Linked DNA regions of Homo sapiens: region 2 is linked to region 1. Evidence: chromatin contacts called from ENCODE Hi-C or POLR2A ChIA-PET data. All regions are on one chromosome and are shown on one strand. The core of a region is the stretch at or near the end of the contact, and the rest is flanking DNA. Distances in the headings are between cores, read along the strand shown. Region 1 holds the start of TEFM (transcription elongation factor, mitochondrial). Region 2 overlaps ADAP2 (ArfGAP with dual PH domains 2).

Region 1 (4,495 bases), core at 622-3,121:
TTAGTTACATCTACAATGACCTTATTTGGAAATAATAAGGTACTGGGGGTTAGGACTTCAACAAATCTGTTTTGAGGGATGCAATTCAATCATAACATCTCAGTAAACTGAATAAGCCCTACAGTTGAGGAAATTATTTCCTCCTGATTTGGAGGATTTTGCAGAAAAAAGTTGATGTTATTTCTTGTTAGATTCCTAAGTTCCCCAGAAACTGCCAAGGTTTCTAGACTTCCTATGAGCAATTTTTTTTCTTTTTTTGAGACAAGGTCTGGCTCTGTCCCCCACGCTGGAGTGTGGTGACACGATCTCCACTCACTGCAACCTCTACCTCCCGGGCTCAGGTGATTCTCCCACCTCAGCCTCCTGAGTAGCTGGGATAACAGGCGTGCTCCACCACACCCGGCTAATTTTTTCGTAGAGACGGGGTTTCGCCATGTTGCCCAGGGTGGTCTGGAACTCAAGAGCTCAAGCGATCCGCCCGTCTCGGCCTCCCAAAGTGCTGGAATTACACTTTGGGAGCCACTGCTCCCGACCAGCACATTTTATTAATACTTATGATTCCCCTACATCCCCACTGCCTTCCAGACACAAACAATCAACCCATTGCTGCCTCATAAAAACGCAAACTCATCACCTTTCCCTCCCTCCTGAATTCCCCGTTTTTCACAAAACTGGCTCCCCATCTTCCAGAAATAATTCTTTTCTTTCCACTCTCCTTACATCTCCTAGGTTCAATTCCTTACGGTTGGCCAGGCGCAGTGGCCCACGCCTGTAATCCCAGCACTTTGGGAGGCCGAGTCGGGCGGATCACCTGAGGTCAGGAGTTCGAGACCAGCCTGGCCAACATGGTGACACCTGTCTCTACTAAAAATACAAAAATTAGCCGGGCGTAGTGGCGCTCGCCTGTAATCTCAGCTACTCGGGAGGCTGAGGCACGAGAATCACTTGAAATCGGGAGGCGGAGTTTGCAGTGAGTCCAGATCGCACCACTGCACTCCAACCTGGGCGACAGAGCAAGACTGTTAAAAAAAAAATTCCTTACGCTTGCCTCTCACCTGGGAAGATACACTCTCTTCGCGACTTCTCATTGCTCCCAGGCTCTTCACCTGCAATCCAGCCTCACATTCGCTATACAGTATATGGCCAATTTTCTAGGAACACTCTCCAGTCTGACTGCAAATCATAAACCTCGGGGACTTCAGGCTTCCTATCTGGTGGAGTATTCAACTGCTCCACCCATTATTCAAGGACCAACTAAATTCGGCGCTACATTCATCTCCCTTTATCCCTTCTAAGAGGAATACCGCTCCAGCGCCAACGCAATCTCCTCCTCCCTCGCCTTTACCTAATCCCTTGCCTGCCCTGTTTCCCCGCTGAGCTCCTCAAACACTTCGCATCTCTCCCCGTTATTCCAGTCTACCTGGTGAAAAGGTTATTTGAGGACCTTGTCTACGCTGCCCCTACCTGATCCCGCTCCCGGCGCCACAGGCTGGGCCCCAACAGGAGCTCCTCAATCTAAGTGTCTAGGAGAAACCCAGGGAGTCTCCACGAAGGAGGCACTTTACCCACTACAGACTAAAACTGGCCTCGGAATCGCCTTCCTGGAGATTCGGCCCAGCGGCTCTCAGGAGTCGGTAGGGGCAAGAACGTTTCCCCGGTGCAGTGGAAGAAGACTGCGGGCCAGCCAGGGACTCGGGATCCGGGGACAGGGCCTCGGCAGGCGCCCGCCTGGAAGCCCGCAGCCCAGACGCGGACGACCCACTGCTCAGCGGGACACACCTCGGGCCTTGCCCCGGAACGCCGCTTGGACAACAACCTTTCCGCCGAGTGCAGGCCGAGCGCTTTTGGGCGCAGCACGCAGGAACCGGAAGTCAATGGAGGAAGACTGGACCTACTGATTCAACTTGGAGATGAGCGGGTCTGTCCTCTTCACGGCGGGAGGTAGGGTGCTTGGAACACTGGGGTGATTTCCCGTCTGTCATTAGCCTCTGACCCTAGAGGCTAATGGAATACGGCGGGAGGTAGGGTGCTTGGAACACTGGGGTGATTTCCCGTCTGTCATTAGCCTCTGACCCTAGAGGCTAATGGAATACGGCTGGAGGTATTCTGGAGGAACCTGGAGTGTTTCCTTCCTCATGTCCCTCATGTCCTAGAGTGTTTCCTTCCTCATGTCCCTTGTTCAGGCCCCTCTCTTGGGGCCCCAGCCTAGCTGACGGGGCAGTTTTCGGAACATTTGTGCTTCCCCGGCCTCAGGGTCCACGGGTGGCTCCTCAGAGTGGGCGGATGGTTCACATTCTCACAGCCGCTTGCTTACCTCTGGCCACATTACTTTCCTGTGGCTGCGATGTTAGAGTGACTTCCCACTGGTTTTACAAAGTTATGCATTGTATGGTGTTTCTCATACTTGCAAAAACGTCATGTAGAAGTCTTGAAAAGTGTACGGAAGAAAGTAAAACTGCCCTTAAATCTATCACTTAGCTGAAACATTTCTTATAAACGTACAAAATTTAATTTTATTTAGTTCCACCAGATGAGATACTAAAATGTGAAAATGGAAGTGAAGACAAAACCCTTTTTTTTTTTTTTTTGAGACGGAGTTTCGCTCTTGTTGCCGAGACTGGAGTGCAATGGTGCGATCTCGGCTCACCGCAACCTCCGCCTTCCGGGCTCAAGCGATTCTCCTGCCTCAGCCTCCCGAGTAGCTGGGATTACAGGCATGTGCCACCACGCCCGGCTAATTTTGTATTATTAGTAGAGACAGGGTTTCTCCATGTTGGTCAGGCTGGTCTCGAACTCCCGACCTCAGGTGATCCGCCCACCTCGGCCTCCCAAAGTGCTGGGATTATAAGCGTGAGTCACCGCGCCCGGCCTAAGACAAACCTTAACAGGAAATATTAGTTACAAAAAGATTCCTCTAAATTAAAAATATCAGAAACTTTAAGCAGTTGGAATAATTATTTCAACTACTTGCTTCCTGATGGGTATAAAATACAATTTTCTAGGTAGTAAAACTTCGGACTGATCCATAAATATCGGGAGACATCTCTCGTGACTTGAAAACAACAAAAGCTCTATTTAAAACTCTATATAATATAGTTTAAAAACTAATCCTCTTTTAAAGATGATTCTCGGGCCGGGCACAGTGGCTCACGCCTGTAATCCCAGCACTTTGGGAGGCTGAGGTGGGCGGATCACGAGGTCAGGAGATGGAGACCATCCTGGCTAACACTGTGAAACCCCGTCTCTACTAAATATACAAAAAATTAGCCGGGCGTGGTGGCAGGCGCCTGTAGTCCCAGCCACCTGGGAGGCTGAGGCAGGAGAATGGCGTGAACCTGGGAGGCGGAGCTTGCAGTGAGCCGAGATCGGCCACTGCACTCCAGCCTGGGCAACAGAGCAAGACTCCGTCTCAAAAAAAAAAAAAAAAGATGATTCTCCAAGACAATTTAATATTGTCCTCTATTAGTTCTTAAATTCCAGGAAAGTATTTGTGACTTTGCAAAGGATCTAGTCAAGCTTGCAACTAACCCCAAAGGAAGTAGGACATCCAACTTATATTTTGCTAAATTTTCCTTTTAGAGAGGTGGAGATGCTTTCTGACCCCGTCGAGGTCATCCCTGTACTGGGCCTTACATAATTTCTGCTGTCGGAAAAAATCCACTACACCTAAGAAAATTACTCCCAATGTTACTTTTTGTGATGAAAATGCAAAGGAGCCCGAAAATGCACTTGACAAGCTCTTCTCTTCAGAACAGCAGGCTTCCATCTTGCATGTGTTGAATACAGCATCTACTAAAGAACTTGAAGCTTTCCGATTGCTTCGTGGAAGAAGGTCCATCAATATCGTAGAGCACAGAGAAAACTTTGGGCCATTTCAGAATTTAGAGAGTTTAATGAATGTGCCCTTGTTTAAGTATAAAAGTACAGTTCAAGTTTGTAACTCCATACTTTGTCCAAAGACTGGACGGGAAAAAAGAAAGTCACCGGAAAACCGGTTCCTGAGAAAGCTCCTCAAACCAGACATAGAAAGAGAAAGACTTAAGGTATATTCTTCATGTCTGCTATACTGCCTAATATTTGAGAACCTACTCTAGAAAGCACTCTTCTGGGCATTGGGTTGGGAAGTGGCTAAGACAGGGTTCTTCAGGTTTAGTTGGCAAGTATATGATCACTACCAAATAATGAGATGTACAGATAGTAAATTGGCAGTTGAGAGGAGAGAAAACAATGGGCTGTGACTGTTGTGGAAAGTTTACTGGAAGAACTCAATTTAGGTCTTAAAAGAGAGATCCTTTGGATGGGAGAGGAGGGCATTGTAGGTAGAAAGAACAGTTGATGCTGAGAAGCAGGTCTAGGCAAGGCTTATTTAAGAGGAGTGTCGTTGGAGATACCAGGCTGTGTCTAAGGGTGATGTTAGGATTAATGAGAAATTAAGGAGCAAAGATAGGTTATGGCCAGTGAGTGACTTTAGAACATTATACCAGTCTTTCCGGCA
Region 2 (4,495 bases), core at 1,394-3,893, 33 kb before region 1:
AGCTACTAGTGAGGGTGAGGAAGGAGAATCGCTTGACCCCAGGAGGCGGAGGCTGCAGTGAGCCAAGATCGCACCACTGCACTCCAGCCTGGTGACAGAGCAAGACTCCATCTCGAAAAAAAAAAAATAGTTTGATTTTTGACAAATGTATATACCCATGTAACCACAACAATCAAGATATAAAACATTACTTATCATCCTAAATGTCACCCCAAAAGACTTCACTCATCCCCCTTCGCAGAATCTCTACCCCATTCCAACACCAGATAACCACTTATTTGTCTTCTATCAGTACAGTTTTGCCTGTTCTAAAATTTCATATAAATGAGATCATATAATACTCTTATACAAGGTGACTTAGAAAAGTTCATGGAAAACACATAGTATGAAAAAGCTATGCATGGATTTCAAATTGTTTTGCACCAAAATAAACTCATACTAACTTGTTATAACATGTCTGAGTGGGATTTTGTTTGAGGCACTAAGAAGGATACGACATCAACTTGAAAACAGCCCCTCTCAGAGCAACATGAATTCTGCTAAAATTGAAGCAAGAACAAACATCAACATTTATGGTGAAGCTTGGATGGAAGAATGGTGAAATCACTGGTGCTTTCAGAAAAGTTTACGGGGACAAATCCCCAACAAAATTAGCAGTTTACAAATGGATAACTTGTTAAGGAGGGACAAGATGATGTTGAAGATGGCGCCTGCAGCAGCAGACCATCTACATCAATTTACAATGAAAAAAATCATCTTGTTCATGCCCTAATTGAAGAGAAGCAATAATTAACAGCACAAACAATAGCTAACACCACAGATACCTCAATTGGTGCAGCTCACACAAATCTGACTGAAAAATTAAAGCTGGGCAAACTTTCCACTCAATGGGTACCAATGCCATTGCACCCAGATCAGTTGCAGACAAGAGCAGAGCTTTCAATGGAAATTTTAAACAAGTGAGATCAAGATCCTGAGGCAGTTCTTTGAAGAACTGTAACAGGAGATGAAACATGGCTTTACCAGTATGATCCTGAAGACAAAGCATAATCAAAGCAATGGCTACCGAGAGGTTGAAGTGGTCCTGTCATAGCAAAAGCAGACCAGTCAAGAACAAAGGCCATGGTAAAGTTTTCTGGGAGATGCTCAAGGTATTTTGCTTGTTGACTTTCTAGAGGGCCAAAGAACAATAACATCTGCTCATTATGAGAGTGTTTTGAGAAAGTTAGCCAAAGCTTCAGCAGAAAAACATCTGAGAAAACTTCACCAGAGAGTCCTTCTCCCCCAGGACAATGCTTCAACTACATTTCTCTCATCAAACAAGGGCAATTTTGTGAGAGTTTCAATGGGAAGTGATTATGCATCATCTTACAGTCCAAATTCGGCTCCTTCTAACTTCTTTTTGTTTTCTAATCTTAAAAAATCTGTAAAGGAGGCCGGGCATGGTGGCTCACGCCTGTAATCCCAGCACTTTCAGAGACCAAGGCGGGCGAATCACTTGAGGTCAGGAGTTCGAGACCAGCCTGGCCAACATGGTGAAACCCCGTCTCTACTAAAAATACAAAAATTAGCCCAGCATGGTGGCCAACGCCTGTAATCCCAGCTCCTGGGGAGGCTGAGGCAGGACAATCACTTGAACCTGGGAGGCGAAGGTTGCAGTGAGCCGAGATCGTGCCACTGTACTCCAGCCTGGGCGATGAAGCGAGACTCCATCTCGAAAAAAAAAAAATCTGTAAAGGGTACCCATCTTTCTTCAGTTAATAGTGTAAAAAAAAAGGCCAGGCGTGGTGACTTATGTCTGTTATCCTAGCACTTTGGGAGACTGAGGCTGGTAGATCGGTTGAGTTCAGGAGTTCAAGACCAACCTGGGCAACATGATGAAATCCTGTCGTTGCCAAAAAATACAAAAATTAGCCAGGCATGGTGGTGTGTGCCTGAAGTCTCAGCTACTCGGGAGGCTGAGGTGGAAGGAGCGCTTGAGCCTGGGAGGTTGTGGCTGCAGTGAGCTAGAATTGCACCACTGTACTCCAGCCTTGGTGAAAGAGCAAGACCCTGTCTCAGAAAACAGCATAAAAAAACAAAATGTAAAAAAGACTGCATTGGCATGGTTAAATTCCCAGGACCCTCAATTGCTAGGGGATGGACTAAATGGCTGGTGTCATCACTTATAAAAGTGTCTTGACCTTGATGGAGCTTATGTTGAGAAATAAAGTTTATATCTTTAATTTTAATCTCATTTGTCCAATACCTTTTTTTTTTTTTTTTTTGGAAATGGAATTTTGCTCTTTCGCCCAGGCTGGAGTGCAGTGGCGCCATCTCGGCTCACTGCAAGCTCCGCCTCCCAGGTTCGGGCCATTCTCCTGCCTCAGCCTCCTGAGTATCTGCGACTACAGGCGCCTGCCACCACGCCCAGCTAAGTTTTTGTATTTTTAGTAGAGACGGGATTTCACCGTGTTAGCCAAGATGGTCTCAATCTCCTGACCTCGTGATCTGCCTGCCTCGGCCTCCCAAAGTGCTGGGATTTCAGGTGTGAGCCTCCGAGCCTGGCCTCCAAGAACTTTTTGAAGTGCTTTGTATAGAGCTTGGGGCTTTTTTTTTTTTTTTTCAGTTTCACTTTCTTTATACTTCATTTCCTTTTTTGTATTACCCAAAAGTTTTACCTAAAAATTAGTTACCTTTATGATTTTAAAATATCCACTTTGGGAAATAAATAAAAAAGAACATAGGGAGCCCATTCTATTTTTGGACTATTCTAGACTGAACTGGCGTAGGACTGAAAAACAGATCAACTTTTTTCAACCAATGATGAGGCCCTGTCCGAGAGACCAACTCGCAGCAGCTGCTGGGGTTTGGTGACCTTTCCTAACTGCAGTAGCGCTTTCTCTTCCGGCCTTTTGTACCATTTCAGCAAAAATGTTGAAAAAGCCACATTTTTCAGTGCTTTACATTGAAGACTGGGAAAAAATTCTTCCTCTAACTTGGAGGGTAAAGATTCTTCATCCCTTAACACTTTTTACTTGGTCCCAGACTGTGGCCACATTGGACAGACCTTTTATATTATTATTTATACAAATTTATGGGGTACATGTGAAATTTCGCTACATGTATATAATGTGTAGTGATCAAGCCAGGATATTTAGGGTGTTGGTCACCAGAGTATTTTTGTTAAGCATAGTTACCCCACTCTGGTATCAAATATTGAATTTATTCCTTGCATCTTACAATGTTTGTACCCTTTAACCCACTTCTCTTCATCCTCCCTTCTCCTCCCCATAGACAGACCTTTTAGCATTGCTCTGGTCTGCCTAGAAAAGCAACAGGGGGAATATATAATAATTCTACATATAGGAAATAGAGTAAGGTGAAGGCTAAAGTGCTCAGAGCTTATCCTTCTCTTACTTTGTTGGCCACAATTTCACATTCTCTTTGCTGAAAACTTCTTATCTTTCTGTCCTTTAAATACTGGAATGCCCCAGGGCTCAATGGGGTAGATGGTCTCCAAAGATGGCGCTCACCCAGTCTTTCCCTCCCAGTGTATACGTGACCCTCTATCCATGAAGAGGTTGAATCTATTTCCCCTCCCCTTGAATCAGGGCTTGTTGCATGACTTGCTTTGACCAACAGAATGCAGCTCCTGGTTAGCCTTCCAGAGGTCTGGTAGCATTTGCTTTTGTTTAGGGAAGTCAGCAGCCAAGCCACAAGAAAGCTTAAGCTAGACTCCTGAATGAGAAAGACAGAGCCCCCATATAGAGTACACCAAGGCACCAGACATGAGTGAAAGCTTCTTTGGGTCTCTGGCCAGCTAAGGGCAGCAGAGTAGCCCAGCTGATGCCACATGGAGTACACCAGAACAGCCGAGGCCTCCTCAAATTCCTGACCCATAGGATTGTGAGAAATAGTAAATTGATATTTTAAGCCATTAAGTTTTAGGATGGTTTGTTACTCAGCAACACATAACCAAAATACTCAGTCCTTGAACACCTTTTTCCTGCTTAGGTGATCCTAGCCAGTCCCATTACTAAACCAGTCTACATGCTGACGACTCCAGTTCCAAACTCTCTCCAAGCCTCCAAATCAGACATCCAACTTCTGCCACTTGGGTTTAGAATTCAGGAAACATACATCCAACTTCTTTCCCCATGTCTCTACTGGATGACTCATAGGCATCTCAAAATAAAAAGGACTTTTGAGCATCCCCTTAGGGGTCTAAGTCTTTGCCACCTTAGTAAATAGCAAATCTATTCTTGTAGTTTTATAGAGCAAAAATCTGGGAATCATCCTTGATTCCTCTTACTCTCACACCCCACATCCAATCCTTCAATAAATTCTATTGCCTCTACTTCCAAAATATATCCAGAATCTGACCACTTCTAACCATCCTGGTCGGATCCACCATTCTTCTTCACTTGGGTTATTGCAACAGCTTCCTGACTAATTTCTCTGCCTCTGCTCTGGCCTCCTTCCTCCCTACTCACCCTAGCAGCAGCCAGCGTGC

Evidence for each region. A loop is a pair of places that touch in the nucleus more often than their neighbours do. ChIA-PET counts read pairs that join two places held with the same protein, here RNA polymerase II (POLR2A). Pooled maps may share reads with other maps.
Region 2: a loop to region 1 is called in a map with no recorded cell type, with 6 times the contacts of the local background. The contact joins the enhancer-like site here to the promoter of TEFM in region 1. A Hi-C loop is called at or near these places in 3 of 37 single-sample maps with no recorded cell type and 3 of 50 pooled maps. POLR2A ChIA-PET finds 5 or more read pairs at or near these places in 11 of 52 experiments (A673, Caco-2, HEK293T and 6 more).

What each region holds. Positions count from the first base shown.
Region 1 is chr17:30,903,614-30,908,108 of GRCh38, reverse strand. TEFM (transcription elongation factor, mitochondrial) reads left to right here and starts at 1,871. Exons shown (of 4, transcript NM_024683.4): 1 at 1,871-1,941; 2 at 3,580-4,043. The coding sequence starts at 1,911. RefSeq lists enhancers at 333-1,133, 1,112-1,381.
Region 2 is chr17:30,937,544-30,942,038 of GRCh38, reverse strand. The region is part of intron 5 of ADAP2 (ArfGAP with dual PH domains 2); the gene reads right to left. Among named protein-coding and RNA genes, the nearest start is that of ADAP2, 18 kb to the right of the region's middle. RefSeq lists a silencer at 3,557-3,757. Within about 2 kb of position 2,643, at least 3 of the 41 ENCODE cell types and tissues checked have a DNase peak (open chromatin) inside an H3K27ac peak, as active enhancers do.